Regions from separate parts of the Homo sapiens genome. Here region 2 is linked to region 1. The links are chromatin contacts, found by Hi-C or POLR2A ChIA-PET in ENCODE. All regions are on one chromosome and are shown on one strand. Each heading gives the region's core, a stretch centred on a gene start or an enhancer-like site at or near the end of the contact. The rest is flanking DNA. Distances are from core to core; before and after follow the strand shown.

Region 1 (4,636 bases), core at 1,911-4,410:
GAAAAACTGTGTCCTCACATGGCAGAAGAGCAAGCTGGAAGAACACTACAAGAAGCCTTTTTATAAGGGTCTTGATCCCATTAAGGAGGAAGGTGCCCTCATGACCTAATCACCTCTTAAGGCCCCAACCTCTTAATACTATTCCACTGACAACATTCAAATTTTGGAGGAGATGCATTCAAACCATAACAGAGCCCAATACCAAAAAGAATCAAGGAACCCTCACATTTCAACTTCGGTGGTATCACTTATAAGGCCAAATCCCGCCCATCCATGATAACCCAAGAGGCATAGAAAGGGTGATAAACTGCAAAACGTATTCAGTGACAAACAGTGTATTTCCATTAAACATTCACTATGTTACGAATACACACACTCACACATGCAAAAACACACCACAACACTGTATAATTTTATGGCCATATAAACAGAAGAAACAAACAGAAGAATACAGAATGAGGTTTTATTATTAAAAGATAAAATAATCCAACCTAGAGGGAGACAAAGGAAGAAGCAAAAAGGTTAAAAAAAAAAAAAAAAAGAACTAGGGAAGCAAAGAGGGGTTCATTTTTCTCATATTTTAACTTTAATATATTTTACAAAGTCATTGGTTTGTGATTGCTTCAAAATTACAACATTAACCCTTCAGCAAAGACGGCTTGAGAAACACTGTCCTAAAGACTTAAGATTTAAATCATCATGAAATCTGTATGCTAATCTTACACTTATTTTATAAGTAAGTTTATACTTATACTTCACTTTCACTAAACAATAGGCATTTCTTAATATGCAGACATCCCTGTTCCCACTTAATTTACTGAAGTGCCACTGCTCTAACCAATCAACCTGCTAGTGCAAGGTTCAAAGAAGGTCTGAATTATCTTCACATTCCCCCTAGAGTGCCTAGCTCTCAGTGTTCAATAAACCAACTGGCAGCTTACACATATGCTCAGAGAACCAGTAAAGCTGGAATACTTTTTTTTTTTAATGTTCTTGAAATAATTTATTTCAACAAAAGCAGTGAAGTAGCCATCATGGAGAAAATAACTTCAGGACTTTCTTACTATTTTCAAGTTTCATACTGTTTTCATTTCAAATTACCTATGGGGGAGGAGGAACAATAATATTTTCAATGCTTAAAACCTCTAAAGTTCATGATCCAGCAACAACAGAAGAGTGCCTTATACACCCTCCATGGTGACCACCTCTGATCATTCTATCTGAAATTGCAGCATGCCACCCACCTTCCCTGAATTCTATATCCCCCTTACACTGCTTCATCTTGCCCCTACCATAGCACACATATTCATTTTTTGTCCATCCCACCCATTAATGCACAGGGAATACTGTTGGTTTTGCTAACAGCTCTCAATGCCTAGCACACAGCAGGTGTTCAAATATTTGCTGAATAAATTTTTCTAAAAACTTCATGAAGTCTTCACTTAATAAGCCGGCATTTCACCTAAAATGTACACTTTCATGGTAAAGAACAAAGCTTCGCATCAAAGCAAAAGTGATTTAATTCTAACTGTCACCAACAGATGGCACTAGCCTCAGATGTTGCCTTGGACTTGAAACCGTGTTTCAAAATATGCATTGAAAAGAACAAAGTCAAAACAAAAATTTGCTTGGACAATTTAAAAGTGTTGAAAAGAAATGTGAAAGTTGAATCCAGTGCCATCACAAAGACAGTCCTCCCATTAACAAGTTCAGGTACAGATACACACACTGCTTAGAGACTTAAAAAGTGGTCTTATGAACAGCATTTCTGGAAACTAATCTGCCATATTAGCAGTGTTGTACAATTATATTTGTTAGAGCCATATAAACAAGCACTTGTTTATGAATTTGAAAACTCCTTATTTCTAATCATATAACAAGTTCAAAGGGCAATTCACATGACCTTCAAGAACAGCCTGTCCTATTTCACATTTCTTTCATTACCTGTGTAACTACCTTAAAATAAAGATAAATACGGCCTGTAAAAGTAGCTGTTTAAACTTCAACCACAAAAGTAGATTTAAAAATTCAGTAGTTAGCAGATGTTATAAATATTGAATATTGTATAAAAGAAGGAGATAAAGGAAAACGACTCAATATTTGATATAATGATTCAGCATGTTACAGAATAAACATCATGCCAAAACCAGCTTTAAGCTTTCCACTGAAAATTTACATCCTCAGGAAGTCATCTGCATACCAAACTCAAATAGGAAAAAAAATACATAAAGCAACTCAATATATGCATCTAAGCTTCATGTTACACAATAACAACTCCTTTTGAATTGGAACAAAGCTTAGATTACAAAAAAAGAATTAAGCACAGGATGCCAAAAAACAGAAAAGACACCTATAAGACAAATGAGCATATATACCAAACTATTTCAGCTGGCAACATCTGAGATCATGCTACCATTGTTTCACTTCATGGTAGCAAAAATTCGGAGTACAGTAGTCTTGACTTTAGAGTTCTTCCTTCTGTTTAAGTCAACTGAACATTACATAAGGCCCCTGAACACAAATCACCAGGTATGGAAGAGATAAAAATTAAGAGACATGTGGCTACATTATGAAATGTCAAGAAAAAGAAAAAAATACTAGCAAAATAGACCATTGGAATCCAGAGGTCAGTGGGTTGAAGAAGTAAGGGATGGCTTCAAAGAAGAGACAAGATAAGCACTGCATCTTGAAAGATGTGAAATGCTGGAGTGGGAAGAAAATAATCCAGGAAGGAATCCTTCACTGTTTAAGTGGAAACTGGGAAGAATGGTCTCGCAGGACAATAGGATAGGGGCTAGCTTACAAAACCCAACTGCAAGGGTGAACTTAAGGGTAGCATGGAAGGTAAACCACTTGAAAAAAAATACTAATTTGACCAAGGTTCACAGGAAGATGACTCAGAAGAACAACGAGAACCAATTATGAAGCTTATCCCCCCGAGCCAAGAATGAGGTAATAAGAATCTGGGGGCAGAATGGCAGTGTAAGTGGGAAGTGAAAATGGAACACTAAAAGCCACCACTAAATGTAGAAATGACGGGAATCAAAGCAAGCACAATCATACCGAGGCAAGTCAGAGGGGCCTAAGTACAGACTCCAGTGCTAGCGCTTCACTAACTATGCAACATTAGGCAAGGAAGTAAGTGAACCTGTCAAAGCCTGTGTCTGAACTTGTAACATGACAACAACACTACACAAGGCTGTGGTAAGAATTTAAATAAGTGAGATATGATAGTCAAAGTGCATGGTAAGTTATAAAAAAATTGATAGATGTTAATCATTTTCCAGTACTTATTTTACAAATACTTAGTCCAAGTTCCTAAAAGTCACTAAGTACCTAACACAGTCCCTGGCATCCGTTAGGTAACTGCTGCTGAAAGGAGGGAAAAAGAGAGAAAGAGAAAAAGTGAAGAGACAAGAGGCAGAAACATCCTAGCTCCCACATAGGAGAATCTTGATTTGGAACTTGGAATCTTTTTATAAGAGTATACTTATAAGCTTCAAAGTTAGCTAATCTGTGTTTTAACACCAACAGTGAGTTCTTACAGTACTAAAAAAAGAAAAAGCTACTAAAAAAAAAAAAAAAAGTAGGACTAAATCAATGTAAACAGGATCTGGAATCAACTCTAAGGTACAATGAATAATCTATGGGTATCATTCAAATCTTAATTAAAACTGACCTATGTTTACTTTTAAGAAAGCTTTAAAAGGACATTTGTTGAGCTAAAATGGAATCTACCCAGTCTCATTTCTAAAAAGGTTTAAACTGAAAAAGAAAAGAAAGCATATGCTTAGAGATTTCATTCTCACATTTAAGGAAATAAGTGTTCCAAAAATAAATTTTAATTTAATCATTTTAATTGTATGTTCATGCTCTTATCTAACACTGTCTCCCTGGAGGTCAACTTTCTGAACACCCAACAAGACAATTAGCCAAAACAAGGTTCTTCCCTATGGTGGGAGGTCAACCAGCCATCTCTTACTGCCTTTGTGCCTGATCACTACACCTGCGCTCTCTCCTGCACATGTCTTATTGCTTCATCACTCGTGGCACTTCTCCACTGCTAAGAAAATCTTGTTGTCCTTCACTGCATCGATCTCGTCAAACAGAAAAGGATTGTGACAAGGCAGCATTCCAGAAGGCCTTGCTTGCACCTGGCACTCAGTACCTCTCGTCTCCATTTACGCCGAAGTCTAAAGGCAAACATTCATTTTATACTCCAAGTGTGCGCACACAATGAGTAGCCCAAAATTATTTACAATACTGTCAATTACACTGACATTACCCAATTACAGAAAGCAAACTACACACAAATAATGGTAGGCACGACAGCAGAGAAAGAAAATGTGACTTAGCATCACAAATAGGTTTAACTGCTAACTTCACCACTGTGACCTTGGACAAGTCACTTAAAAGCCTTCCTTTCCTCCTCCGAAATTTTAATAGCTACCTTTCTTGTCATAAGGAAAAATGAGAACTTATGCAGAAAGTGTTCAGTATATGGTAAAATGCCAAATAATTATGGTCTTAATTATAATGATATGATTATTAGACATATTCCATAAAATCTACAATCCAATGGGTTCCTACTGGCTCCAAGTTTCAATTTGGTTCTTGTACAAATCTTCTTTTTCCA
Region 2 (4,624 bases), core at 1,131-3,630, 1.6 Mb before region 1:
ATGACTCTGTGCTTCCATATTTGAGCCCTTGTGAATGGACAGTAACCTAACTTAGTAGGTAGATAAGATTGAAAACCTAATTTAGGAGTATGTGTCTGTAATAAGAGCTGAGTCTCAGACAATCCCAGCAGCCATTCTTCAACCACTCATACACTGCTGAGCATTCAAACTGTGTTCTAATAAGGCAAATGCCAAACTGTAACCAATCCAGCTATTTTTATACCTCACTTCCATTTTTTGTATATCACTTGCCTTTTTCTATCCAAAAATCTTCTTCCACCACATGGCTGCACTGGAGTATCTGAGCTTACTCTGGCTCAGGAGGCTGCCCAATATGCAAATCGTTCATTGTCCAATTAAGCTCTTTTAAATTTAATGCAACTGAGGTTTTTCATTTAACATGATCAAGGAAGATCAGGTTCGGAAAAACTTCTGCTTCGCTGAAGAAAGAACACATAAGGTCTGTGTTCTCCTTCACCCACTTCCTTTTCTCTTGAATGCAGAATTGATGGCTGAATCTACAGTGTCATCTTGTACCCATGAGAGAAAAGTCAGGACAAGCACAGATACATGGACTCTGACATCACCAAATTGTAGAACCAAGGTCAGCAGCTATCTGATACAGACAGACTTCAGTGAAGAAAATTAAACCTCTATGTGGTCAAGGGACTACAGGTGGTTTTTCTGTTATTTGCCTGTGAATGCAAGTCTAACTGATGCACAGGCACTTCCTTACCACCACAGAGCAGTCCCCTTTAAAGGGAAAAGCCAGAGCTTTTTAAGCTGAAGGCTGGGGCTTCTTGATCACCACTGAAAAGTTAAGACACTTTTGTTTTTCCATTGAGGCTAAGAGCAGGATAGAGCTGAATTATCTAAGAGTTTTGAGACTGGGAAGGATGGAGAACTATTATATTCTACAAATAGTGGAGCTGTGAAAAGGTAGGACCTCAGATGGGTGTTATCTATGTCACCAAGCGCTGTAGCCCTGGTAATAAAGGTAGGGTTCCCTGTAGCTGAGCCTGTGGTCAGTAGAAGAGACCATTGTAAAGAACGTTTCTCAGGCCAGGCACAGTGGCTCACGCCTGTAATCCCAACATTTTGGGAGGCCGAGGTGGGTGGATCACCTGAGGTTGGGAGTTCAAGACCAGCCTGACCAACATGTAGAAACCCCGTCTCTACTAAAAATACAAACTTAGCCGGGCATGGTGGCGGGCGACTGTAATCCCAGCTACTCGGGAGGCTGAGGCAGGAGAATTGCTTTGAACCCCTGGAGGTGGAGGCTGCAGTGAGCCGAGATTGTGCCATTGCACTCCAGCCTGGGCAACAAGAGGGAAACTCCATCTCAAAAAAAAAAAAAAAAGAACGTTTCTCTTCCTACCCAATGCAACAAAGCTCAAAGACAAATGAGGAGGAAGTGAAAATGGCATCGTATAGTAATGGAAGGAGCAAGTGAAACTCTGGCTACTATGGAGATCAAGGACTAGGTCTCCTGTTTACTTTGGAGGCTCTTATATTTTTGTGCAGTCTAATTGTGGGTGGAGAAGAGATGGCAGCAATGCCTAATATTAGACGTTTTGTTGATGCTAATAAACAGGGGATTAGGCTAGTTTTTTTTAACCTAGTTATATCTTGACATTTGAAATGGGTTTCTTGTAGACAGTATATTCTTGAGCTTTTTTAAAAAATTCAATCTTGAGTTTTACCCAAATGATAATTTCTGTCTTTTAATTGGTACATTTAGACTATTTTGTAATTATTGATATGGTTGAATTAAAATCTTCCATCTCGTAGTCATTTTCCATTTATTCCATCTGTTCTTTGATTCTTTTACTTGTTTTTGTTTTTGGTAGAGATGGGATTTTCCTATGTTGCTGAAGTTGGTCTCAAACCCTGGCATCAGTGATCCTCCCACCTCAGCCTCCCAAATTGTTGGGATTACAGGCATGAGCCACTGTGCTCAGCCTTAATTTTTTGTAGTTTTTTTTTTCTTTTTGGTTCTGTGATTCCTCTTTCCTCTATTTCTATATTGTTTTGGATTATTTGGGTATTTTTAATGAGTCCATTTCATCTTTATTATTGGCTCACTATTTGTACTTCATTCACATACATTTTTAGTGCTTAACCTAGGGTTTAAAATATACATCTTTAATCCATCACAGTCTATCTTCAAATAATATTATACCACTTCATGTGTTGCATGAGAACCTTGTAACAGTATAGGCCTTTCAGCCTCTGTGTTATGTTATCATATATTTTACTTCTGTCAGAGGCATTGGAATCACAGTGACTCCATAGTGAACAGGGGCTGGGTAAAATAAGGCTGAAACCTACTAGGCTGCATTCCCAAGAGGTTAGTCATTCTTCGTCACAGGATAAGACAGGAGGTCAGCACAAGATATAGGTCACAAAGACCTTGCTGATAAAACAGCATGTGATAAAGAAGCTGGCCAAATCCCACTAAAACCAAGATGGTGCCGAAAGTGACCTCTGGTCATTCTGACTGTTCATTATACTCTAATTATAAGGCATTAGCATGCTAAGAGACACTCCCAGCAGCACCATGACAGTTTACAAATGCCATGGCAACGTCAGGAAGTTACCCTGTGTGGTGTAAAAAGGGGAGAAACCCTCAGCTCCGGGGATTGCCCACCTCTTTCCTGGAAAACTCATGAATAACTCACTCCTTGTTTAGCATATAATAAAGAAACAACTGTTAAGTGTAATTAGTTGAGCAGCCTATGCTGCTGCTCTGCCTATGGAAGAGCCATTCTTTTGTTTCTTTACTTTCTTAATAAACTTGCTTTCACTTTACTCTATGGGGTCACCTTGAATTCTTTCTCTTTTCTTTTTTCTTTTTTTTTTTTTTTTTTTTTTTTTGAGACGGAGTCTGGCTCTGTCGCCCAGGCTGGAGTGCAGTGGCGGGATCTCGGCTCACTGAAAGCTCCGCCTGCCAGGTTCACGCCATTCTCCTGCCTCAGCCCCCCCAGGTAGCTGGGACTACAGGCTCGTGCCACCACGCCCGGCTAATTTTCTGTATTTTCAGTAGAGACGGGGTTTCACCCTGTTAGCCAGGATGGTCTCCATCTCCTGACCTTGTGATCCGCCCGCTTCGGCCTCCCAAAGTGCTGGGATTACAGGCATGAGCCACCGCGCCTGGCCCTGAATTCTTTCTTGCATGAGGTCCATGCAAGAAAGAATGGGGTCTGGATCGGTATCCCTTTCCATGAACACTTTCATATATGCTATAAAAACAAATGCATTTATACGATTGACTTTGTTTAAGAAAATCAGTTATCTTTAGGCCGGGCACCGTGGCTCATGCCTGTGATCCCAGCACTTTGGGAGGCCAAGGCGGGAGGATCACGAGGTCAGGAGTTCGAGACCAGCCTGGCCAACATGGTGAAACCCCGTCTCTACTAAAGACAAAAAAAAAAAAAAATAGGCCAGGCGCAGTAGCTCACACCTGTAATCCCAGCATGTTGGGAGGCTGAGGCAGGCCAATCCCCTGAGTTCAGGAGTTCAAGAACAGCCTGACCAACATGGAGAAACCCCATCTCTACTAAAAATACAAAATTAGCCGGGCGTGGTGGTACGTGCCTGTAATTCCAGCTACTCGGGAGCCTGAGGCAGGAGAATTGCTTGAACCTGAGAGGCGGAGGTTGCAGTGAGCCGAGATCATGCCATTGCACTCCTTGGGCAACAAGAGCAAAACTCTGTCTCAAAAAAAAAGCAGAGCATGGTAGGCCATGCCTGTAATCCCAACCACTCAGGAGGCTGAGGCAGGAGAATCACTTCGAACCCGGGAGGCAGAGGTTGTAGCGAGCTGAGATTGTGCCACTGCACTCCAGCCTGGATGACTGAGTGAGACTCCGTCTGAAAAATAAAAAAAAGGAAATCAGTTATCTTTCAGGGCGGTTAAAAATGAGGAAATTATATTTACCTTCATTTATGCCACAGCTCTTCATTTTTTTAACATAGATCCAAGTATGGAACAGTCTGTTTCTTTCTAGAGTTAATGAAAAATTTTCCTAAGGCTATACAAGAAAAACGATTACATCATCCAAAAACCAGTACATCATCCAAAAGACTCTAGAACAGGCTTCATAGAAGATACAAACTGATATCAAAATGTCTCTTTTTCAATGTAAACACATATTAAAATGGCTTAATGCACAGTTGACCATTTTTCCTCTTTAGGAAAATGTTTTTATATTTTTACACCTGTATATATGTTCACAATATTTATATTCAAGTATTTATATAAAGTTCAAATTTTACAACCCTTTTGTACTGCCACTAACTATAAAAATGATTCAAAACATGGATTTGGTGGTCTGTATTGATTAGACCTTCAATCTTCACATAGACCTTCAATTAGACCTTCATATAGCCTAGTTATATGTTGGTACCAAATTCCTTAGAAAGGGCCTAAGTATTAAACTAACTAAAATTTAGTTAAACAGATCAGGAGCATTTTAAGAGTCCTGAAAGTCTGAGAATCTACTTTTAGACCTTTAGCAACTTAGATATTTCAACACTCTTTCCAAATTTATGGCATTTGTTTTTATTTTCTTTTTTCTTTTTATTAATTTTGCTTCCTTTGAGACAGGATCTTACTCTGCTG

Evidence for each region. A loop is a pair of places that touch in the nucleus more often than their neighbours do. ChIA-PET counts read pairs that join two places held with the same protein, here RNA polymerase II (POLR2A). Pooled maps may share reads with other maps.
Region 2: a loop to region 1 is called in a pooled map, with 7 times the contacts of the local background. The contact joins two enhancer-like sites. A Hi-C loop is called at or near these places in 1 of 37 single-sample maps with no recorded cell type and 9 of 50 pooled maps. POLR2A ChIA-PET finds 5 or more read pairs at or near these places in 1 of 52 experiments (activated CD4-positive, alpha-beta T cell).

What each region holds. Positions count from the first base shown.
Region 1 is chr11:108,732,060-108,736,695 of GRCh38, reverse strand. All of the region lies in intron 13 of DDX10 (DEAD-box helicase 10), which reads right to left. All of the region lies in intron 2 of LOC124902750 (a long non-coding RNA gene), which reads left to right. Among named protein-coding and RNA genes, the nearest start is that of DDX10, 69 kb to the right of the region's middle. RefSeq lists an enhancer at 2,805-2,924. Within about 2 kb of position 3,160, at least 7 of the 41 ENCODE cell types and tissues checked have a DNase peak (open chromatin) inside an H3K27ac peak, as active enhancers do.
Region 2 is chr11:110,335,692-110,340,315 of GRCh38, reverse strand. No RefSeq gene overlaps it. Among named protein-coding and RNA genes, the nearest start is that of LINC02732, 17 kb to the left of the region's middle. Within about 2 kb of position 2,380, at least 2 of the 41 ENCODE cell types and tissues checked have a DNase peak (open chromatin) inside an H3K27ac peak, as active enhancers do.